Regions from separate parts of the Homo sapiens genome. Here all the other regions are linked to region 3. A link is a contact called in ENCODE Hi-C data. All regions are on one chromosome and are shown on one strand. The core of a region is the stretch at or near the end of the contact, and the rest is flanking DNA. Distances in the headings are between cores, read along the strand shown. Region 1 overlaps HIVEP3 (HIVEP zinc finger 3). Region 2 overlaps HIVEP3 (HIVEP zinc finger 3). Region 3 overlaps HIVEP3 (HIVEP zinc finger 3). Region 4 holds the start of HIVEP3 (HIVEP zinc finger 3).

What was found. A loop is a pair of places that touch in the nucleus more often than their neighbours do. Pooled maps may share reads with other maps.
Region 1: a loop to region 3 is called in a map of mammary epithelial cell, with 2.9 times the contacts of the local background. The contact joins two enhancer-like sites. A Hi-C loop is called at or near these places in 1 of 168 maps with a recorded cell type or tissue (mammary epithelial cell), 11 of 37 single-sample maps with no recorded cell type and 11 of 50 pooled maps.
Region 2: a map with no recorded cell type shows a loop between it and region 3 (9-fold over the local background). The contact joins two enhancer-like sites. A Hi-C loop is called at or near these places in 1 of 168 maps with a recorded cell type or tissue (PC-9), 15 of 37 single-sample maps with no recorded cell type and 10 of 50 pooled maps.
Region 4: a loop to region 3 is called in a pooled map, with 2.8 times the contacts of the local background. The contact joins the promoter of HIVEP3 here to the enhancer-like site in region 3. A Hi-C loop is called at or near these places in 1 of 168 maps with a recorded cell type or tissue (PC-9), 1 of 37 single-sample maps with no recorded cell type and 7 of 50 pooled maps.

What each region holds. Positions count from the first base shown.
Region 1 is chr1:41,808,985-41,814,931 of GRCh38, reverse strand. All of the region lies in intron 1 of HIVEP3 (HIVEP zinc finger 3), which reads left to right. Among named protein-coding and RNA genes, the nearest start is that of HIVEP3, 110 kb to the left of the region's middle. Within about 2 kb of position 2,736, at least 12 of the 41 ENCODE cell types and tissues checked have a DNase peak (open chromatin) inside an H3K27ac peak, as active enhancers do.
Region 2 is chr1:41,887,286-41,893,381 of GRCh38, reverse strand. All of the region lies in intron 1 of HIVEP3 (HIVEP zinc finger 3), which reads left to right. Among named protein-coding and RNA genes, the nearest start is that of HIVEP3, 29 kb to the left of the region's middle. RefSeq lists an enhancer at 1,626-1,925 and a silencer at 5,059-5,268. Within about 2 kb of position 1,686, at least 28 of the 41 ENCODE cell types and tissues checked have a DNase peak (open chromatin) inside an H3K27ac peak, as active enhancers do; they include PC-9, where a contact is called at or near this core.
Region 3 is chr1:41,513,545-41,519,581 of GRCh38, reverse strand. It overlaps HIVEP3 (HIVEP zinc finger 3), which reads left to right. Exons shown (of 9, transcript NM_024503.5): 7 at 1,094-1,180; 8 at 5,832-6,037. Among named protein-coding and RNA genes, the nearest start is that of EDN2, 32 kb to the right of the region's middle. RefSeq lists an enhancer at 775-824 and a silencer at 3,230-3,409. Within about 2 kb of position 4,426, at least 12 of the 41 ENCODE cell types and tissues checked have a DNase peak (open chromatin) inside an H3K27ac peak, as active enhancers do; they include PC-9, where a contact is called at or near this core.
Region 4 is chr1:41,916,158-41,922,050 of GRCh38, reverse strand. It overlaps HIVEP3 (HIVEP zinc finger 3), which reads left to right and starts at 3,129. Exons shown (of 9, transcript NM_024503.5): 1 at 3,129-3,638. RefSeq lists silencers at 3,798-3,847, 3,899-4,193.

The DNA.
Region 1 (5,947 bases), core at 1,487-3,986, 300 kb before region 3:
AGCAGTGCTGATTTTGCATATCATGCATATAACGTGTATGCCTTTTACACTCAGTAAATGCTTTTGAATCAATGGGCAGTTGAATAAATGGATTCACTGAAAGGAATGCTTTCATAAAGGAGCAACTCTCCATTTTAAAATGGGGAAAAGAATTTCTTGGGTACCTATTCTTACCTGTGGAATGGAAACATAAATATTTGTGGAACCGAAACACACTAATGCATAATAAAGCTTTCAGTTGCAAATGCAATGGAGAGTGGTCATAAATGAATAGTAATTACAAGATTAGCATGCTGTGGGAGTCATATTTTAGGCCAACTCATAATTTTGAAATAGAGTTTGGAAAAGCGTTTCACCCAGGTTATGCAAGATTCATGGCTATAATCTGGTGGCAGGCACTAGCCTTAGGGAAGCCGGGCCTGCATTCAAGTTCTGGTTCTGCATCTTAGCCATGTGACTTTGGGCCATTCCCTTAACCCTCATGGGTCTACATTTACTCATATGTGGAATGGGAACATACCAACCACCATGGTGGCATGAGAGCTAAAAGAGGTGATGGATATAGTTCATACAGCACAGGGTAGGGAGAGGGGAAGAACTGTCCCCACGTGACCCCACTCTCCTGTGGCTCTGCACTCCAGCCCTGGCAGTGTGAGCGCAGAGGTCATGCCAGATAAATGTCTGCTGAGTGCTGGCTGAGGGACACTCACTCAGAAGCCAGCTTTCCACAAGCCTCACAGACATGACGTACTGGGGCTTGAATTTCACCCATGGCCTAAAAGCAAGGTCCCATTCTCTCAGCTCTCATTACTCAGTGTCTTCTGGGGATTTCCCTTGGACAGCAAGATAAGAGTGCCCAAGGTCAAGACCATCAGGAGATGAAGCCCCCACCACTGGAGGATGGACCGTGTAGGGGTGGGGAGGAGGCTGAGATTGAGAAAGGGCAGTGCTGTGGGCTGCTGTGGGTAACTACAGGAAGGCATCAGAGCCCTAGACATCTGTAGGTGAGGAAGCCCAGGCCGCAGTGCTGAATGGTTGGGGAAGAAGCTACTGTCTCCACCACAACAGGCTGTGCTGGTCTGGTCTGTGGAATGGCTAGTCATGGTTCCCTTCTACATGTGTCTCTTGTCGAGGCTGGCTGTGAAGACCCTGTGTTTAGGAAGAGTTGTATGGCATGGGGCAGGGGTGGGGTTCCCCAGCTCTTCTCCTTTAATGGTCTCTCATGTATTATGGTTACATATTGGGCATCAGAGAGCACTGCATGGTCCCTCCTACTTGATGGCTTTATGGTTCTCAGCCTTCTCCCTTTGGCGTAGAAGATCTGTCCTCTATGGCTAGCAGCCAAGAGGAGATTTCCACAGAGATTTCTATCCACTGTGGTCCTGCGGAGAGAAGTCGCACCTGTTAATGGCTGGGGATGGACAATTGCAAGGCGGTATGTGGGTGCACAGTCTCTCAGGCACCCTGTGTGTCACTAGGTCTTGCCAGTGTGTTTGGGAGGAGGACCAGCTGGTGAACATTGCCTGGCAGCAGTGTGAGCCACTGTTTTCCAGCTGCCATGATAGGACTGTTTCCAGATCACCAGAAAGACAGGGCAAGATTGGCGCCTAGTGTTGCTCCTGCTGGTGGAGGCTGTGGGCCAAATGGCAAGAGGACTAGATAGGGTGATGGGGGGCTGCATGACTGGACTCCAGTCCCACTTCTGCTTCTTACTGGCCATGGAACCCAGAGCCTCAGAGCCCTCATCTCGAAAATGAAGGGGTTGTTTGGGAGGCTGAGGCAGAAGAATCGCTTGAACTTGGGAGGCAGAGGTTGCAGTGAGCCAAGATCGCACCACTGCACTCCAGCCTAGGCTTCAGAGCAAGACTCCATCTCAAAAATAAAATAAAATAAAATAGATAAAATGAAATGAAGTGGTTGGATCAGGGCCTGGAGACAGCTAAGGTCCTTCTTGCTGTAGGAGTCTCAGAGGCCCCAGAGTGCATAGGCACTTTACCAGGTCCAGAAAGCGCTTGGCTCTGAGTGCTGCAAGGACCGCCCCCCACCCCCTCCACCCATCCTGCTAGGCTGCATTTAAGGAGCAGAGAACCTTGGCAGTTCTAACTTATCTGTCCCCCCACCCCCAAGGAGGAGTGCACCCTCAGGGAAGGGGACACTCTGTTTTTCACAGACAGGGAACTGTTGGAGTGGTGGCTTCGCAGCCCAGCTGGCCAGTCTTCTCTGGGGTGAGCAGCCCAGGTCCCCCCCCACCCCCTACCAGCCTTGGTATTTGCTAATTTCCCTTCCCAGGATAAATGCGTCACTATCACTCTTAAAATGAAGTGTCCAGATGGGAACACAATACAGATGTGGCCCAGTCATTCCAGAGGAATGCAAGAAAGCTGCTGAGATTGTCTAGAATTCAGGCATTTCCTCAGTGGGCTTTATCCTCTATTTATTCCATATCCATGACATCTTATTTATTTTTTTGTTTTTGTTGTTGTTTTGTTTTGTTTTTAAGACAGTCTTGCTCTGTTCTCCAGGCTGGAGTGCAGCGACATGGTCATAGCTCACTGCAGCCTTGAACTCCTGGCCCTAAGCGATCCTCCCTCCTCAGCCTCCCCAAATGCTGGAATTACAGGCATGAGCCACTGCACCCGGCCCATGGCATCTTATTAAACATCTGTCCGTTGCAAGCTGAGAAAGAGGTTTCTGTTTGTGCTCCTCGTGTTTGTTAAGTTTGCTTAATGAAGGCCCTGTTTAAAGGGAAGGACTGCCTCTAGCTCCCCCTAGAGGATAGCTGGCTGGGATTCCACAGCCTCAGCCCTGGGAGCACCTGTGTATGTCTCAAAGCAGCAGAGAGATTAATGACCTGGGTCATTTTGTTTATTAAAATATCACCTTGGGGGTTCTTTATACCATTGTAAAAATGGTTCAACTGAGTGCCTTCTGTCTTCTTAAGCCAGTGCCTCTGGACACTCTTCTTTGTAACTTGGGCACTCGGGGGCTTCTCTGGGCCTCTGCTTGCTCATCTTTAGAATAAAGTATTTTTTTTTCCAGTTGTAAATTAATTATATGGTTCTTTATATTAATTGTATGGAGTTAGATAAGGACTCATCTGTACAACTACAGCAACTGCGATTTTCGTATTCCCTCTTTTAGGAATTTATTATAAAAAGGACTCAACCTTTTCCTGACTTTATGCCTCCAAATTCCCATTTCTCACCCTCTCCTGACGTTTCGCCTTTCCCCACCCCCTCCCCGTGGTGCTCCAAGCTCAGTGGGTGGCAGCACAGCACGATGGTTCAGGACAGTGTCTCTGGAGGGTGCTCTGGGCCCGTCACTAACCAGCTGGGCGGCCCCAAGTGAGTCACATAACCTCTCTGTCTGCCTCATTATCTGTAAAAAGAGGATGTGGTAGCATTTGCCTAACAGCAAATGTAACTGATAATTAATGCATATAAAATGCTTAGAATAGTGAAAAATGGTGTTCAAAGAAGCATTCGTTGTTATTGTTGTGTTTCTATGGGGTGAGGTAGCCAGTAAAACCCAAGGTTAACACCAGACTGTTTTCCTCTAGGAAATACAACAAACAAGCAAGCAGAAGACATGGATCCTGAAGTTTCTTATGAGCAGGAGACTAGCACAGACCACTGTTCCTACCATTGGGAGGACAGCACACCTGGCTGGCTGCCAGAGTGGGCCTTGGGGAGTAGGAAAAGCCAAGGGCTTAAGAGATGGAAGATCTCCTGGGTCACACCCAGGAGACTATTCACTAGCTGCCCACTGGGCAATAAACACCAACTGAGGACCCAGGTGACACAAACCCTGCATTAGGTACAAAAAAAAAAAAAATCTGGTCATTGGAGGACTCAGGCCAATGGGGGAAATAAACTGGTCAATAAACAATCATAGTGCCCTGTAAGGGCTGGAAAAGGGCATCCTAGGAGTCTGCAGTTGATAGGAAGGGATTGGGAAGGGCACAAGGCCAAGAAATAGGACAGGCAAGATCCAAAGGAGTGAGGACTTGGTGATGTCAAAGGCTTCAGGGCCATTACAGGCAAATCCATAAGCCACATGCCACATAGGCCACCTGGCTTCTTAAAGAGATCCACACTATAAATTGGAGGTGAAAAGTTAGAAAACTACTTCTTAAAATGAGGTACAACAGTGAAGCCAAATTTATTTTGAATTGATTCTTTTTAAAAGACTGTAACCATATATAAACTCAAAATAACCACATTTCACCATGACACTGTTTTTAGGGGCCCAGCCAGGAATGAGGGTCAGTACCTTGGAGAGCTCCAAGGGGTTCCAAAGGGCTGAGGCATGCACTAGTTCAGCATGAGGCAGAAGCATAAGCATGAACCTACCAGGATCAGTGTGGGGCCAGCCCCTACTGGTGTGGGCTTCCATTGCCAAGGCTGGTGCTTCTCCTCTTAGATGGAGGTCCCAGGGACTAGGAGATGGTGGATGGGGGGCAAGGGACCTAAGATGGACATTTGTTATCTGCCCTCTCTCTGGATGGAGTCTTCTTGGTACCCAGGAGAGATCATTGCACTCATCCTGGAGTCAACTAGTGGGCCCTGATGCTAGGATGCTTGTGGAGTTTTGCTTTCTTACAAGTGGTTGATCGCACTTCTTCAGTGGAGGTGACTTAGTTATTTGAGATAAGCAACTGAAAGGATTGTTGCTGCCTGAAGGCAGAATCGAAAAACTGGGACAAGCTTCATAGCAGTTCTGCCATTTCAACCTCTTGGATGTGGATTTCTACAATTACCCAATCAGTCCAGGTCTTGTGGGCAGCTGGGGGACTATCTGTGAGATGGAGGGTGAGGCCTGACTTTGAAATGTTTGTTGTGGCTTTTGGCCCTGAACACTGGAGCCTGATTAAGTTTTATGCCAGTCAGGTATAAAACTTGACTGGCTGCAATTTGGGCAGCTGCACCCACATGCATCTGGTGTGTGCATGTACACTGTTCTCTTCATCAGATGGACATGTCGTTTGGATATTTCTCTCCTGGAATGAGACATTGAAAAGTAATTTATAGCTTCAGGAAAGTCCCCAGTCAAGCATGGACTCGGCGAGATGGTGATGTCAGCAGATTTATTCTCAGGGACCTTCCCCTTTTTCTTTCATCTGAACCCTCCTCCCATTCACTTGTTCCCCATGTGTTTACTGAGTGTCTTTTTGTGCACAGGCCCAGGATCTGCACCCACAGTCAACTGTAACAACCATATGGCCTAGATCATCTGGGACAATTCTGATTAAGGGGCATTTATTCTTTTCATTAAAAGTGATTTGTTAAATATATGGGGGAATGTGATTTGACTTTAGCTTTTGTAAAGCATAAATAAATTCATAAATCAGGGAAATAATCTTCAGTTGAATTACATGTCAGAATTTTGCATGCAGAAAATATGGTCACCATATATCTAAGACAGAGAGAGAAAACAATTTGCATCTCCTGGGCCAGTTCAATGCATTGGAAGAATCACCTGTATTGAGAAGGAGCCTGGGGTCACTGTTGATTAGTGGCACCTGCCATGGGCATCACGTGGCAAGTGATGGCATGAAGACCGTGTCTTTGGTACCACCTGTTTCTGTTCTGAAGGCCTACTGTCCTCACACTGTTCCAAGTCTCTCTTATCAATATAAAAAGCTGTCTGAGCCGTCAACAATGAAGGGTTATTAACCCTAACATGGTAACCATCCCAGAGGCTGGAAGAGACCTGTGCCTCAACTGTGCCTTCATGGATAGGCCAGGAGAAGGGAATATTTTAGGTCTCAGCACTCCTTGCACAACACATAGGAGCTGTGCTCTGAACCCCAAATTGTGTTACTTAGCTTGAGACCACCTAGTAATGGGAAGAGCCTGGTGTCCAGAGGCAGACAGACCTGGCTGTAAATCCTGAATTCTGAAGCATCAGCTGTATGACCCTGGGAAGGTTACTTAACTTTTCTGAT
Region 2 (6,096 bases), core at 437-2,936, 380 kb before region 3:
CAGTTGAAAACCACTGGGCAGAGAGAGGGATTAATATCCTGGAGAGTTTTGCAGCAGCCTGACTTCTCAGTTCCAGGGTTCAGAGCCCAGTTCCCACTTATCACCTTATTTCCTTACAGACCAATGGTCAGAGAAGGCCAGGATCATGGTGGCTGGTATGTGTACACACAGCAGCCGACAAGCTTCTGTATGTGGGTTTGAGCCAGAGGCTTCTCAGCTGTGGGTTTTTTGCTTTTCTGTTTTTTTTTTTTTTTTTTTTGAGACGAGATCTTGCTTTGTCACCCACGCTAGAGTGCAGTTGCACGAACATGGCTCGCTACAGCCTCAACCTTGCGGGCACTAGCTGTCCTCCTGCCTCAGCCTCCCGAGTAGCTGGGACTACAGATGTGTGCCACCACCCCTAGCTAATTTTTGCATTTTTTTTTTTAGAGATAGGGTTTCACCATGTTGCCCTGGCTGGTCTTGAACTCCTGAGCTCAAGCAATCTGCTCGCCTCAACCTCCCAAAGTTCTGGGATTACAGGCATGAGCCACCGTACCCAGCCTTTGCTGTTTTTTGAGCTGTTTTCTTTTCTTCTTTTTGGCTGGGCACGTTCAGACTATAAGGTGGGCCAGGCTATGTGGCTGGTTTGAGTTTCTCTCTGCAGCTGTCAGCAGCAGAGTCCAGGCAGCCACACTGACCCATGCTGCCTTTCTTGGAGGCACAGCTGGTTGATTTAACTGGAGTCACAGTGTGAAGGGTCCCAGAGCAGAGGGGTCAGCTGACAAGAGGAGAGCCAACGTTCAACATTTATCGTTGCCATGTCATGATACTGCCTCACTCAGCACTTATTCTGATTTGCAACATCTGGGTCTTTTTTTCTTCTCTTCCTGCCTTCTCTGTGCTCTCTTTGGGTTTCAGAACTTGAACCTGTGGCAGCAGTGGTAGGCTGTGGTTCAGAGCGTCTGGGCATATGTGAGATGTGAGCAGAGCCACTGTGTTCTTGGCACCCAGCTGCTAGTTCCGCTCTCAAAGCCCCATTTGTAAGAAATATATTGACCAGCCGCTCAGTGTCTCTGACCAAGTTCTTAGAAAAGTCTCAGAGCTAGCAATATGTTTTACTCCTAGTGGGTGGGTGGAGATGGGATGGGGAAAGGAATTTTTTGTTGTTGTTGTTTATTTGTTTTAAGATAAAGCTCTGGTGTTTGGACTCATTTAAAGAGAGCTATGCAGTGTCTTGTTTGAATGTTTGTTTTTATGGGTTAATGGCTTTGCATCAGTAGTCACAGCTTCGGTGTCCAAATATTTTAGTTCTGGTTCAGAACCTACTTTTCTCTTGTTTTGATGCAAGCTATTTTCCTAGGGTACTCTATTTCTTTTCAATAGAAAGGTGATATTCACCCTTGCACTAAATGAGTGTTGATATCTGATAGGGAAACAGGCAGCTCTTGTGCTGGCAGAACCGATGTGCCTTTCTCCTTAAAATCTCCAGGACGCTTTCTCTCGTGAGTTTTACTCCTTGCCTTTTCCCATTGGAAGGCCATCTCTTTTCACAAGCAATGAAATCAGGACATGGGAAGAAGTGACTGTAGGAGAAAGAAGACAGCTGTCAGTAAACGTAATTAACCCCGATCTCCTCTGGAGGGCTGCCTCTTGAGCGAGCTGTGCTTTAAACCAGCCCGAATGGATGTTCAGAACAGAAAGAGAAAGTGAGTTACCAAGGACTTCTGGGGAGTGCCGTGAGCAGGGGTTCCTTTCTTACCTGGAGGGAGCCCCACACATTCAAATCATTTGCTGAGATCTAGCTAGGTGCTGTGCTGGGGACACACCGATGACAGCCTGTGGAAATGCTGGGCCTGGTGGACCCAGGAAGCGTTGACTCCCAGAGCAGGAGGGGCAGCCCGTCTTTGCAGCATGGACCTTGCTGTGGTAACCCACACCATCAGCCCTTCTGCCCCGTGACACCACCACTTCATTGTCAGGAAGCACAGTTAAGGGGAAATGAGTTTTGTATTTTAGCAAAGTTTAATTGAAACTCAAAATTCCCCCCAGTTGGATGCAAACTGTCTTATGTGAGTAGAAATACATGTGCAACCCAAAATTGGGAAATAAGTTTGGGGCTTTTGGGGTTGGGCCTGCCTGCTGTTTCCCTGTTTTTTTTCTGTGTTCCTGCACATTGATTAGAATTCTTGTCCCTGTTAGTCCAGGGTGAAAGGGGAAGGCTGGCAAGTTTGGACACATAAATCTTACACCAGACGAGTTTCCTGGAAAAAGATCAGATCAGGCCTAAAGCAGGGCAGTCCTTCTGGCAAAGTGACTCTGTGTGGTCAGGTGGCAGTGGCCATCTGGGGAGCCCGGAGCCTCTGGGTGAGGAATGTGTTGGCCACCTCTCCAGCTGGCCTGCTCGTTTCAGGGCTCCCGTGTGGTGGAAGCAGGACCGTAGAGAGGCAGCCTCCCAGGCAGGCTAGTCATTCAAACCTCTCCCTTATGCATTATCTAATAATTATGTAGTAAGGAATGGGAGAGCTGCCTGAGTGGAGCGTTGACAATGTGCAGGTTATATAAGGAAGCTTGCCCAGAGACCTGGGTTAACAGGCCTCACATTTCTCATCCCCCTGACCCCAGGGTTATAGACAATTGCCCTTCAGGCAGCTGCCTGGCCAGCCCACGCCTTGCCCAGACTTGGAGTAAGATTCTGGAATCAGACAAATGTGGGCTTGAATCCCAGCTCCACCACTTACCAAGTTGGTTTTCCGGGGGAAGCTGCTTAACTTCTCTGAGCCTCAGGCTCCTCATTTGTAAAATGGTCCAAGGATTAAATGACAAACTATATAAAAAGGGCCATGGATCATTCATCTCCCAAACCTCAGCATCACACAATAATCCCAGGTAACAAACCTGCACATGAATCTACAATAAAAGCTGGAAAACATAAATAAGGGCTGTCACAGTGCCTGTACTGTGGCTCTTCAGAACTCAACCCAGTTGTCACTTGGCCCAGGAATCAGGCCCTTCCTGGATTCCAGGTCCCTCATTTGTGCCCCGAGCATCTTTTCTACCCTAGCTCTTGTTCACTTTTCTGTTTCTCCCTTTAGGCTGTAAGTACCTTGGAGGCAGGTGCTATGTTTGGTTGTCTCTGTGCTCAGAGCCTGCACCAAAGCAGCCAGCACTTAAGGAGTGCTGACTGAGCATTCCAGGCTTGGTTCTAAGTAATTTACATGTGAAAATTTATTTAAACCACACAGCAACCCATGAGGTAGGGACTATCATCATCCCCATTTTACAGACAAGGAAACTGAGGCACAGGGTAATTGAATCACATGCCCAGTGGCACAAAGCTAGTCATTGGCCGAGCCAGGATTTGAACCAGGTACATCTGTTTCAGAATCTGTTCTCTTAACCACTGTGCTGTCACTTGAGTTGTTCATTGGATGGTGAGCAGATGGGGCAATGTTATTATGGTTAAACTATTATTGTTAATTCCGGGCAAGCCACTTGCCTTTCTAGGCCTGCTTCTTTGTTCATTAAGTGGGGAGCAGGGTTCTTGTGAGGATTAGATGGGAGTGATGAGTATAAAGGAGACTGCAAACCCTATCCAGAGCCATCACCTTGGGAGTGTCACCGTGGTAATCAGAGTCCGTTATTCCTACAGGAGCTCCATCCACAACTGCTCTGCAGGGGACAATGGGTGCCCTCATTCCCCACAGGGCTCCCTACCCTCTCCATCGATACACACTAACATATGGGAAATGAAGGCCCACCCTGCCGGGCTTTCATACTCTAGAATGCGTGAATTTTTGCTCTTGGCAGCCCATTAAAAGGGCTAGAGTCCCCCATGCTGTCCTTTGATGGTGGAATACAGGAGAGTTTAACCTCAGGCCCTGCAGGAGAGTTGAGGCAAGGTGTCCCTCCAGTCCCAAGGAGAAGGGGGTGCTGCCCTTCAGACTCTGCGTAGGTCTGGAATGGCAGTGGCTTTTGGGTAATGAGGTGGCAGTGTCGGGGACATTGAGAAGGTGGATGATGTTATTGTCAGTGACTCCACAACTCCTGCCTTTTGATATTCCAGCCACGTAAAGCTGCAACTAAGGTTTCCCAGCAAAGACTTGGAATGCAAAGCACACTTTAAAGTGTGTGAGTTTGTGTGTAGCAGGGGATGTGGGGTGGGACTGTGTGAGGTGTGGGGTGTGTGGTGTATGTGGTGTGTGTGTGTGTGAGATATGTGTGTTTGTGAGGTATATGGAGGTGTGTGTGATGTGTGAGGTATGTGGGGGGTGTGTGTGTGGTGCTTGTGTGTGTTTGGTGTGTGAGGTATGTGGCGTATGTGTGGTGTGTGTGGTGTATGTGTTGTGTGGTGTGTGTGTGTGTGTGTAGCGTGTGAGGTATGTGGTGTGTGTATGTGGTATGTGGTGTGTGTGTGGCATGTGTGGTCTTTGTGTGTGTGTGTGGCATGTGTGGTCTTTGTGTGTGTATGTGGCATGTGGTGTGTGAGGTATATGGTGTACGTGTGTGGGGTATGTGTGTGAGGTATGTGGTGTGTGTGTGAGGTATGTGGTATGGGGGCATGTGTGTGTGGTATATGTGTGAGGTATGTGGTGTGTGTGTGTTTGGTATGTGTATGAGGTATGTGGGGGTGCGCATGTGTGAGGTATGTGGTGTGGGGGGCATGTGTGTGTGTGGTATGTGTGTGGGGGGTGTGAGGTATATGGTGTGTATGTTGGGGGGTACATGAGGTATGTGATAACTGATTCTGGAGCTAATTTATCCTCCTTATTCTGTCAGGTGTGATCTGAATCATTTCCTTGGCTCACATCTGATGATGCCCTTATTCTCTACAAGGCCTAACACCTCAGTCACTTTAGGTTCTATTTCCTTTTTCCCCCTCTTTGGCCCCTTCTCAGCTGGGCTGTCCCTCTCTTCTCTCTGGATAGGCCTTCCTTTCTCCTCCTTCTCCTCTCTCCTCACATATCGGCCACACTCACCTGCAAACACTCTTCTTGAGAAGAAGGGCTTAGATATGTCTTAGTAAAGACTGTTTAAAATCAGCTGGGCTAGGCCGGGCGTGGTGGCTCATGCCTGTAATCCGAGCACTTTGGGAGGCCAAGGTGGGCAGATTACGAAGTCAGGAGATTGAGACCATCCTGGCTAACATGTTGAAACCCCATCTCTACTAAAAATACAAAAAAAAAAAAAAAAAAAAAAATTAGCCGGGCGTGGTGGTGGGTGCCTGTAGTCCCAGCTACTTGAGAGGCTGAGGCAGGAGAATGGCGTGAACCCAGGAGGCGGAGCTTGCAGTGAGCTGAGATCACGCCACTGCACTCCAGCCTGGGCGACAGAGACTCAGTCTCAAAAAAAAAAAAAAAAAAAAGTTCAGCTGGGCTTAACAGTAGAGCCTGGGGTGGGGGTGTGATGGGAGCATTCTATATCTCCACTGTCTGACTCAGAAACCACTGGCCACATGTGGCTATTAAGTATTTAAAACGTGGTTACTGCAACTGAAGGACTGGATTTTTTATTTCATTTCATTTTTATTAATTTAAATAGCCGCATGTGGCCAGGACCACCATTTTGGACAGTGCAAGTTTAGGGAATGTGACACCCAGAAGAATCAAACCAGATTCAATTATATTGTTTGGGGATTTGGGGCTATTTATCTTTAATCTGGGCACTTGGTTTTAACAGAGTCGGGATTTGTCAGTTGCATACTCAGGTCTTCAGAAAACCTCTTGCTGTCTGCTCAGGTGAGGTAGAAGCCACATGTGCTGGCTGCAGTGATGGTATCCAGTTTACAAATTCATCATCCTTTGACCTTCTCCACTAGCACCCTGACCCTTGTAGCCCAGGCTGCCCTATGGATGACTGGGCACAAATGTGTGAAGTTCAGGGGATCCCAAAGTCAGGGACCAAGTTCTCTAGTCCTGGGTCTGCCACTTCCTGGCTGGGAAAGTTATTTCACCTCCAGGGATGGGTTGAGATTTTGTAGGGCTTGAAGTTTAAGCAACTGGGGGACCTCTTTAAGAAAAAGAATATAAAATTACAAATACAAAATTAGGTACCATGGTGAATATTTATTTAGAATAAGAAAATAAATCACATTCAATATACGTTTTTAAAACCTGA
Region 3 (6,037 bases), core at 3,177-5,676:
TGACTTATGATGTTAATGACCATATGGAAATATAGCCATCCCCAGGGCAACAGTGAGCACATCACGGTTTGGGAGTAGCTGCTGGGCCCAAAGGAATATCCTGAGGCATCTGGCCTGTGTTCTTCTGGGGCAGGCTGGGATGCTCTGCCTGTCCTTCCTAGAACGCTCCTGTCCACAGAGCTGTGTGGCCTGTGAAATGTTGTGCACCTGTTGGGGAACTGAAGCTGTTGCTACTGTTCCCTGATTCCACAGAGCTGCTGCCTCCACTCTTCAGCTTGTGGGCTGGACCTACAACTTGGGGCAAAGTCAGCCTCCCCTCTGAGGGCTTTGTAGGCATGGAGCAGGACAGAGGCCTTGCCCAGGCCTTCCCTGAACCACCCTGGTCCTGTGTCTGCACTGTAGATTGGCCTGGGGAAACTGAAGGCCCAGAAATGGGACTTCTCTATGGAAACCAAGCTTGGGCCCCCAGCCTTGTGGCTCCTGAGTCCCTGGCTAGTAGACTTCCCTACTCTCACCTTCTGCCCTCTCGCCATGCCTAATATTAAATTTGCCCTGGTTTCTCTACCTACACTTTAGAATTCTGCCCTGTGAGCTGCCCTAGAGGTGTCCTCAGCCAGAAGGGCATGCTCAGTCCTCACCCGTCATGCCGGTCAATGGGAGCCTCCCACGTCATCCCACACTTGAGATGGCCAATAGTCCTGCCTGATGAGTGTCACCAGCTACTAGGGCCAGACTTAAATCAGAAGCAAAAAAAAAAAAAAAAACCTATTGCACTTGAGTTGTCTTTTAATTTCTTTTTTGTTTGTTTTTTAACCAGCATCTCACTTCCTCATTATACTGTCTGTCCCCTCACAGCCCTCGCCCACCCCACCTAGCTGCTGTGCACTGCCCTGAACAGCAGCTGTGGCTACACTTCTGGGCCTGAGCACCGGGGCAGAGGGATACCCCAGCTCCTGCCCAGCCCTGCAGCTGGCAGGGCCTTGACTGGCCTGAGAAACCATGGCCTGCCGGCCAGGTGCTACCTCCATGAGCCCTGGGTCCGCCCTGGCCTCCTGCCCCATAGCAGAGCCTAAGTATTCTCGTTTCTTTCTAGGGAATCTGACTAAGCACATGAAGTCGAAGGCCCACAGCAAAAAGTGCCAAGAGACAGGGGTGCTGGAGGAGCTGGAAGCCGAAGAAGGTAACAATTGCCAACCTTCTCCGTCCCCTTTCCCCTTGTCCGCTTTCCCTATCCTCCTCCACCTTTCCTGCTTGCCTTCCCTGCTTCCTTTCTGTCTGCTTTGCCCCATTCCCCCTCCTCCCCTCTCTCCCTCCAATAGCTTCACCTTCAGTTCTCCCAAGTATCAGACAAAGGTTAAATTCCCTGAATGATCGAGCCACCTCCCCACATGCTGATAGGATATGCTCTGCAGCCCTAGCTATCATGCATTACCATCTGCCATGCAGGTGGAGCGCCTGGCACCCATGGGTGCTCAGTGAATGTTTACTGAATAAATGCACACAAGAGAACTTACAGCCAACGTTGATTGAGTGCCCACTATGTGTCAGGCGGGTTCTAAATGCATGCCCTGAATTATCCCAGCCAACCCCTCATAGTGACACTGTGGGACACATACTCTCCGAAGCTCCACACCCACACTCCTGCCTACACACTCTGGCATGGGCCTGACACATGGGCCTTTTGGAGCTAGGAGAGTTTCAAAAAAGCCCAAACCAGACCTGACAGCCGCTTGTCACCTCCCAGCCCCATCCCCGTACACACCCCGGCCATGGTGGTCAATCCCCAGGAGGCATCTTAGAGTCAGTCTCTGAGAAGACAGGGCAGAGGAGTCGAAGCCAGTGGGTCTGGCTGAGCACTGCCCAGCCTCAGCAGTCAGGCAGGTGGCCAGAGGGGCTTTGGTGGTGGACGGCAGTCCCTCCAACAGAAGGAGGCTGGAGCCATCTCGCCAGCACCAAGCAAAGCAGGAAGCATACTGATTCCCTGAAATCAGCCCCAGGACTTAGAGTGTGACAGAGAGGAGTGTGTATGCACGCACTGTGTGTCTTGTTCTGTTTTTGTTTTTCCAATTTGGGGATGTATTTGTGGTCTTACAAAAAAGAGTTAAGTCATATTTCCTTTTAGGTGGAATAAGTCATTTTTATAGAGGAGAACACAGTGAACTTGGGGCTGTTCCCCCCCAAAGCTAGAATGGGGTTCACTATGCTTGTCAAGGATACACTGGGCCATATGCACATGTTGTCTCATTGAGTCCTCAAAACAGGTGGCAGAAACTTGTGTCACTCATGTTAAGTCAGGGAAGTCAAAGCTCAGACAGGTAAAAATAGCCCAAGGTCACACAAAAACCCTGGCTGCATGCCAGTCCACTGCCTGGTGGGCTGGACCAGGGGAGCCTGAACCTAAGCCAGAGCCCTCCCCTGAGGTCCCTGCCCTGCCCCAGCCTCATTTTCCCAGTGGAGCAAACGAGGATGCTCAGAGCCACTTTTCGGAGGACGAAATCCATGCATTCATTCCAGAAGTAATTACTGGGCACAGTCTCTGTGCCTGGCTCTGTTCTGGGTGCTGGGGGTTCCGCAATAAATAAAACAGCTCCTGCCCTCAGGCAGTCGGCATGGCAGGGGAGCTGGGCAAGGAACGATGGTGGAGTAGAGCAGGGGCCCTGCCTGTGAAGCCAAAGAGAAAGCAGAAGAGCCAAGTGAGGGCTGGGGCCCGTGGGGAGGGCCGCTGTGCTAGACAGGGCGGTGTGAGCAGAGAACCCACCCGGAGGAACCGGGGTCAGGAGCCACGTGGGGTCAGGGAGGAGCTCTCCTGCAGAGGGAGCAGCAGGTGTGGGGTCCCCGGGGGCCACGGCGCTTGGCCCGCGTGCTGGAGCCCGCTGGACGCGGGGGCAGCCGGTTCAGAGAGAGCTAGAGCCTGAGGGCTGAAGGGCATGGGGGGGTGCCCTGGAGCGGAGGAGAGAGGCAGGGCGTCCTCTGGCCTGTGCCGTGGGCGCGGGGAGCACGGGTGTGCTCAGGAGGTGGAAAAGCGGCGGGATTCTGGGGAGGTTCCGGAGGGAGAGCCCACAGGCTCAGATGACCCCATATGGGGCAGAAGAGAGGGGGAAGAACGAAAAGGAGCCATGGAGGACTCCAAGGATTACGGCCCAAGAGACTGAAGGATGGAGTTTCCACTTCCCGCGACGAGACAGATGCCGGGGGGAGCGGCAGGAGTTCGTGTCTGTGGGACGCGAGGTGGCGCGTGGGAGAACTGCCTGGAAGGAGCCAGGCGCCCCGGCCCTGCCCATGGTGCTGGCCAGGCTGGGCGCTAGCGCCACCGTGTGGCCTCTCCCAGCGGCGCCCGCCGCGCGCTCAAGCTCTCTCATTTGTGGAGCGTTGGCCTGGATCCCAGCAGGGGCGGGGCCGCCCAGCCAGGGGCATTCCCTCAGCGCCCTGCAGGAACGCAGATGTGGAGGCCCCGGCCAGCCCCGAGCTGGGCAGGGGACTCTTGGCTTCCAGCATTCATGCACTGAGTGCCCAGGACGGGCCATTACCCCCACTGGGTCTCAACTTCCACATTAGTAAAGAGGATCTTTAGGAGCCCTCCCTGCTGGACATCAGGAGACGCTGGTCCTGACTCTCCTTCACTCCTAACACTACCCCTGTGACCTTCATCTGCAAAATGCTGACAATCCCACCCCAGCTACCTGCCTGCTGAGACTGGGGGGACAGGGTATCATGGGATGACAGGAGCTGAAGTTTATTGGGTACTTACTGTGTGCCAGACCCTCACAGTCCTCTGAACAGCTTCCTAGAGTGCTTTTATTGCTACCCAGTTTACAGATGAGGAAACCAGACACACAGAAAGTAAAGTATCCAACGTCACACAGCAAGGAAGTGGTAGTGCTGAGATTCAAACCCGACCATTCCCTGCTTCTTAGTGCAGCACATCATTTTTAAACTGTCAGCGTAATAATGCAAGGGCTGTAAACCTTAGTTCTGACTCAGCCACCAGCTCTCACTGGGTCATCTGTGCCTGGATTTTGCTGTATGTAAATGAGGGGCAGGGCCAGGTGAACAGGTGTTGAATTAGGCCCCTCCCAAAGTCCTAGGCAAGGGAGGTAAATGCCTGGGGCATAACTACAAAGTTCACCCCCATCCCCAGCCCTGCTCTCATCCTAATCCTTCATTCCTCCTCTGGTCTCATCACCCTGCCTCTAGCCTCAGGGGCCTCCTTTTGCCTGCCAGCCCCAGCTCCACCCCATAGCTTTTGACCTACATCCGGCTGAATGCCCACTTTTGTCCACTTTGGACATCTGACTGCTGCATATTGAGTGACTTGGAAGTGCTAGTTCCGGGCTTTCTGGCCCCGGGGCAGCTGGGCATGGTTGAGAGCCAAAGCCTAGCTGCCCCAGCGGCCTGAGTCAGTTTCTGTGCCAGCCCTCCTGGTCAGGTGGGTGCAGTACTGATATGTGTGAGCGATGGGGCTGGCTGGCCAGCTCAACCCACCTGTCAGCAACCTCACTCTGCAGACCAGAAACAGGTTCCAATGGTCTAGTGATGGGCCAGCGAACAGGCCAGATGTTAGCGGAGCTCTCCCCAGCATCCGGATTGCTGTCCATTTCAGAGATGCCCAAACTAGACTCCTGACATGTTAGAGGTGACCCGACTGGTTGGGGTCATCCCAGAGGAATCAGACCAGGAGGCTAGTATTCCAGAGCCCTAACCCCCACTTTTAGACTCTATTCAATAACTCTGTCATTATTCTTATAGTCTGTTTAAGGAGTGCAAGTGACCTAAATGTCCAACAATATCTGAAACAAGTATCACAATTTTGTTTTTTGTTTACTCTTGTGAACAATTGCTTCCAAGTCACTCAACATGCAGCAGTCAGATGTCCAAAGTGGACAAAAGTGGGCATTCAGCCACATGTAGGTCGAAAACTATGGGGTGGAGCTGGGGCTGGCAGGCAATGGGAGGGCCCCGAGGCTAGAGGCAGCCTGGACTTCAAAAGGGCAGTGGCTCCTCAGATAAGAGCGTGGCTGGGATGGGGACCTGCTCTGCAGCCTGAGGCCAGCTTAGTCAAGCCGCCCACAGAGGCCAGAGTCCGCCACCTGCCAGATGCCATTGTGCCAGCCACCGGGAGCCTGGTCACCGTGGCAGATGTGTGTGTACACTGACCACGGATGGCTCTGTGCTGCTGGACCAGCCAGTGTGACTGCCCTGTCCTGGAATAACAGATTTCATCATTAATGTATTAATATGGTAGCTATAATTATTTTTAAGCCCTCAATATGTGCCAGGCCTTCATTTTAGTCCTCCTAGAAAACCTGGTGAGGTGAGACCATCACATTCATTCGACAAAGGGGGAGACCAAGCAGAGCAAGGTGGTAAGTTGCCCATGGTGAAGCCAGCACTGAGATGCTAGTGAAACAAACAAACAAACAAACAAACAAACAAAGACTGTCTTCTTTGCTATGGCTCAATCCCAGCCCTACTGCTGTCTTCCATGGGCAAGTTACTTACTTTCTCTTACCTCAGTTTCCTCATCTGTAACATGAGGATGAGAACAGTACCAGCTTCACAGGATTCTCTGAGGTCTAAATGAATAAATATACCTAAAGCTCTCAGAACTGAACATTGCACATTCTAGGCATAAGGGAATTATTGTTCATTATTATTTACAAAGCGCTCCCATATCTGTTACGTTTCTTGGTTGTCCCAACAATCTTGTGCCCTTGCGATGGCTATTTTGCCCAGTCAGCAGGCAAGGAAACTGGGGCTCAGAGAGGAGCAGCCGTGTGGGCAGTGGGGCCAAGGCCCAACTGTGACCTTGGGTCTTCTGTGTTTGCCCTCAGGAACCAGTGACGACCTGTTCCAGGACTCGGAAGGACGAGAGGGTTCAGAGGCTGTGGAGGAGCACCAGTTTTCGGACCTGGAGGACTCGGACTCAGACTCAGACCTGGACGAAGACGAGGATGAGGATGAGGAGGAGAGCCAGGATGAGCTGTCCAGACCATCCTCAGAGGCGCCCCCGCCTGGCCCACCACATGCACTGCGGGCA
Region 4 (5,893 bases), core at 1,880-4,379, 400 kb before region 3:
GATGCCTCCATCTGGAACTCCTATTAGGCTAATATTGATTGGATATTCTGGATCTCTCTGTTATATCTTATATTTTATCTGATTTTTTAAATCTCTTTTGTGTGCATGTGGTGTGTGTGTGTGTGGTGTGTGTGTGTGCGCACTTTTTGGGGAAGAGCAGTGGCATTTCAAAAGGAGCTGATATCCTGCCCCTATTCAACCTTTGGCTTCTATTATATTTGGAACAAACCTCTCACTTTCCAAAGAAGCTGTGGACCTATTTCTGTGTCCAGCCATTCTGTGTGGAGAAACTGACCATGTTCCTGATGTCCCTTAATTTGCCTTTAAACTGCTGCCTATGATTCTCCTCCAATCCTGATTCTCTGAGTTTGGGATTTTCCAAGACTGTTTTCTGGAAACCTGTACAGTTACTTCTTAGGGGTCTGTATTAGTCGGTTCTCACACTGCTAATAAAGACATACCTGAGACCAGGCAATTTATAAAGAAAAAGAGGTTTAATGGACTCACAGTTCCACATGGCTGGAGAAGCCACACAATCATGGCAGAGGTGAAGGAGGAGCAGAGGCACATCTTACATGGTGGCAGGCAAGAGAGCGTGTGCAAGGGAACTACCCTTTATAAAACCATCAGATCTCATGAGACTTATTCACTATCACAAGAACAGCATGAGAAAAACCTGCCTCCATGATTCAATTACCTCCCACCAGGTCCTTCCCATGACATGTGGGGATTATGGGAACTACAATTCAAGATGAGATTTGGGTGGGGACACAGCCAAACCATATCAGGGTCTTTGCAGAATCATGAGTTTATCAGTACTAATTAGTTTTTCCTCCCATGTCCCATCTACTTTGTATCTTCCCATATTATTCAAAATGTCTGCTTTATTGATGGCATCTTTCCCTGGTTCCCAGCATTGCCAGTGAATTTACCATTCCCCAAACCAAAAGCCCCCGTATGGAAATAGTGGAGAGTTCTGACACATCATATGGATAGATGGACCAAATGACCTTCCAGACTCATGTAACTCTGGGAGGCTTTTTCTTTAAAGCAGCATAATTAAAGGGTTGAGAAAAACTTTTACTGAAAAGGACAGAGAGATAGAGTTTAGTTTACTCAGGAGAACAGAATAAGGTGAGACTTAAATGGTGAGTCACACTAAGCCTGCTGAAGATACAGCAGGAGGGACTAAGATTAAATTACAGCTGAAGTGATTCATGTTGGTCACTACAAAGATCATTTAACCCTTAAAAAGTTGTGTGGCATCATGATACATTGCAAAGCCAAGTTACAAAGCCTCATTTTCTGGAGCTGTTCTCTTTAAAGGTAAGAGGATGGACTCGAATCACCTTCTGAATTATCGGACAGCCCTGTGACATGATTATACCTTGGTGCCTGAGATGTTAGATGGGAAATAAACAGCAGCATCTAGTAAACTCTCCTGGGGTAAAAAACAAAACAAAAAAAAAAAAACCATCTTGTTTTCACCCAGTCTTACTGATTTTTTTTTAGTGTGAAGACAGAATGTTTTTGTCAAAAACAAGTTCTCCAAATTTATAAACCTGATTGGAGACATCTTTAGTTTCTTCTCAAACATGCTGGGAAAATAGGAATGTCACTGAGACTCCTTCACCATCCCCTCGCAGCCCCTATTCCCCGGGGGGCTGGGTAGATGGAGAAGCAGGGGGCAGGGGCTGGACCAGGGAGAGAGTGACAGGCTCTCTGTGGTAGGTCTGTGCCTTGTCACAGAGCCTCCTGGGCTCAGGTCTGTGGTGGCCGCGGGAGAGCCAGCTCCACGCTGTGTGGCTGGTGACATTTCCGGCTGCCAGGGCCCAGCCAATCAGTGATGGACCCAGCTTGCTTGGGCGATGACACATGAAATATGATAATTTTCTGCCAAAGGGCCCTGGAAGAGGGGAAGGAAGAGAGTGTGTGTGTGTCGCTGGGAGGGGTCCACACAGGAGCGCCTGTGATGAGGTGGGAGGGTGACAGTGCACTTGTTTTCACGGTTTGCCTGGCAGGACTAGGCAAGGGAGGGAATGGGCTGTGATGCTGGAGCGGCTGTAGGAGCGCCCCTGTAGCTCCCGAGGTGAGCCACTGCCGCTGCTCTTAGGCGGGAACCAGCGGAGGAGCAGACAGCGCCATGCTGGAGCTCTGGGGCTGGGGTGAAAAAGAAACTGTCAAAGACATTTGCCTTCTTAACACACGTGAGCAAGGTTAGGACTCTTGTTTCTTCTCAGCGCTACCTCTTTAAAAGCCAGAACAAAACTGCAGTAAACACCATCTGGGTGGCTGAAGTACTCGAAGAATAATTTTTTTCAAAAAAATTTAGGCTGGAGGTTGTCTCTCCCCCTACCCTGTTTTTCTACCTCCATACCTCCATGCTGACCCTTAAAAGAAAAGTGAAAAACAAAACAACAGAACTCAATAACAAAATCTTGAAGAAGGGCCTAAGTCTGAATCGTAAAGACTCTAACTAAGGTTCAGGTGGTAGTTCTGATTCCTGATTCTGGTTGAAAGAAAGTATGTCTTGGAATGCGATGTGGCTCTGGATTATGTTCGACTTTAGAAATAGTGCCAGAACTATTCTTTGATTTGTGGACATGGACCCTGAGACTGCAGAGCAAGGCAGGGCAGGGCAAGGAGTGCCCGTGTTGAGCTCTCAGGTGCAGAGACCCCACTCCCTTCAGGCACTGTTGAGGCTCCCCGGCCCCTGATCTGCAGCCAGAGGCTGGTGAGGTGTGACACGCTTGCTGACAAGAGTGCCCTGTCTCGTCTGACCCGTGAACATGGGTGTTCAGAAGTGAAGGATCATAGTGTTTACATAACGTGCCAATTAGTACTGAGAAGCTCATCAGTGCAATAAATATTTATGACTTGCATTTGCATTTTTTCTCTCCACGTATATATATATAATATGTGTGCATATATATGTGCATATATATGCACATATATTATACATATATGTTGTTTTTTAAAAAGCACCAATAAATGAAATCCTTATCACTGTGTGCAAGCCTACTGTGCCTTTAGGCATGGGACTGGCTTCCTGCGCTGGGAGTGACAGCTATTCCGAAGTGATAATTGGTGTACTGTGTCTTTAAAAGGTTAAACCCCCTTTCAAAAAAGGTCTGGACTCCTAGTGGAAAAGACAAGCGAGGCATGGGTTGGCTCTGGATTCAGAAAACAGCTGCTGATTAGATTCTGTGTCTGCAGGCTGAATTTATTCCGTGTTTTTCAGCAGCACGAATTCAAGAGGGATGCTTCTGTTTGGGTTTCTGATCGTGATTTATATTTATTCAGAGGAATAACAGAGGGTGGATCTGTTCCCGGCGCGAGCATGCTCACAACCAGCCGACTCTCCCATTATCCAGCTGCCTAGTTTGGTGCTTCAATGTACATGGCTATTCCGTGTGCATATGTGTGTATACAAACACGCATGCATGCCTGGATGGACATACGTATGCACAGGTTATTTTTTAAGGACAATTCTTTCAATAAGGTCTTTACCCCTTACTTGAAACAGGTGTTCATGAAAAAAATGCACAAAATCCTGCCTGGCCGGAATAATTCATGAAGAAGGGGCTGGATCCGTGGGTCAGAGAACACAGGACCAGTTTGCCATCCCAAGGCCGAAGGTAGGGGACTCTGGGTTTTTATTCGGCGGATGGATTCCTTGCGCTGTATTTTACCTTGTGATTGTGTTTTTGCCTGAGGCCGCACCGCGAAGCAGAATAGCGAGCTGCGATTCCATTTTGTGTATGCCTTTCTTAGGCAAGGTGTCCGGCTGCCGAGACGCAGGGGCCGGCCGGGTGGGCTGCGCGTGGCGGCCAGTGCCCCCGGTGGGCTGAGCGCGCTGCTCGGCCTGGTGCTGGGGAGCGGCGCGAGCCTCAAGTGACCCCCGCGCGTCAATCACAGGCGGCGGCGGCGGCGGCGGCGGCGGGGCTGTAACCCTATGCGCGCCGTGCGCTCCAGCGCTGCTTGCAGCAGGCTCTGCTGGGCTCTGCACCCGCGCACTGGCGGCCGGCTCCATAGGAGCCTCGGCTGGGGGGCTTAGGCATCGCGTTCCGTGGCACCGGCGTTTTCTTGTGCTGCCTTGGCTGCTGCTCCGGATTGTTTAGGCGGACTGCAGTAGCCTGCTTGGTTGAGAGTGAGATTCGTATGATGCTGGCTGCTGAGACAGAGGGGATAGCTTTCTTTTTCCCCCTTAATCCTAGCCCCCTGAAAATATTCCTAAAGCAAAATCATTTCCCAACCCCCAACCTGACCCAACCAAACCCAAACCAAACTCCTATTCTATAGGGGATTCTTGCCTCCCTGCTAGCAGAGAGAGTGTCCCCTCCAAGTTATGCCCCACATTTTACTATCTTTTAAATGGAAACACTGATGGTGCCGAATGGTCCCTAATGATATTGTCCAGGCTGCTGAGGACTCCTGAGTGTGGCAGTGGTGCAGAGGAACTTGGAGGCTCGGCATTGGTTTCCTTTAACGTAGCTGGTTTGGTTTCTGTTGCAGGTCAGGAATATTTCTGTGGCTAGGCCCTTCCTTGAACTTCGGGGGCAGTGGTTGCAGGAAGAGGGTCTGCAGATCTGGTCGCTGGGTGAGCAGCACCCTGGCCCTCTTTCTGGTATACGCTGACGTTTCTGGTAGCCCTTGGCATTGTAACCACAGCAGCCAGGTGCCCACTGGCTACCTGGAGTGCTTCGGTTTTGTTAACTCTGGTGTGCATTTTGGGTGTTACGGGGGGAGGGAAGAGGAAAGAGGGAGAATGAGGTGTTTGCTGAACTGATCTGCATGGCAGTGTTCTCCAGCCCATGTTTGTGTGATTATGTAATGATCAGACGTGTGCCCAAACAGCTCCCCACCATCTCCTGGCTCTCCCCCAGACTGAAGAAGTTGGGTGCTACAGTTGTTTAAGACGTCTTTATGTAATTATGTGTATGCTGGGGGCAGGGAGAGAGTGGGGGCAAGGAGGAATAATTCTAGCAACTTAAATGTGAAGAATACAGGTCAGTGATCGTGTGTCCCTCTGAGGACAGTGTGGTATTAGCTCTGGGTCAGTGTTGATCTGAAGACCCTCCTGTGTCTCTTTCAGCCAGTAATTGCTTATCTGAACTTTCATTTGGTAATTTCACCCCTCTTGCACCCTGGAGACAGTTGGACCCAGGAGAAGGACCCCTGCAGGGCCTCCAGTTTCCCAATTCCAGGCAGAAAATGAATCCTGAAGCCAAGGTAATAGGCCAGGTCCCAGCTGTTCTTCATGGTCCTGCTGAGCAGCCAGTGTAGGGAGGAGTTCCTGTCCACTAGGGTGTCACTTGTGCTCTGGGGTTGGGCTATACTGTGGGGCTGAAGAATAGACCTCAGATGCCGTCTGAGCTGTTTGACATATGCTCTTTAAAGTTGTGATGGCTTGCAGAGGCTGGAGGCCCTTTACATAGTTGCATTTAAAGATTGTGGGAGTTTTTTGCAAGGAAGGTGGACAGCTGTCCAACTAAGACACCTGCAGGCAGGAGGAGAGGGTGGTGTGACACTTAGCTCTCTGCTTCCTCTCCACTCCATCTAGTTAAGGCACCCACAGGATACAGAATTGTTAACAGGGGCCCTCCTGTCACACCCCTGAGCGCCTCAGCCTGGGGCTGTTGGGCAGATTTGTTAATTTGATGGCAAAGTCTGGCCCCTTAAGGCTAAGATTGTTTTTTTGCCCTCAACACCCCAGTGGGTTTGCTTTGAGGGCCAACTACTACTGTGAACTCTGTGGCAGTGGATCAAGATGTGCTCAACTGGCACTATTGTTGAGCTGTCTCCGCCCATTGTGTTTAGTGGCAGCCACCCTCCTTGGAGTGGAGAAGTGTGTGCTGCCTTTGGGTCCTTGCCAAGTGAGCTGTTGAGACAT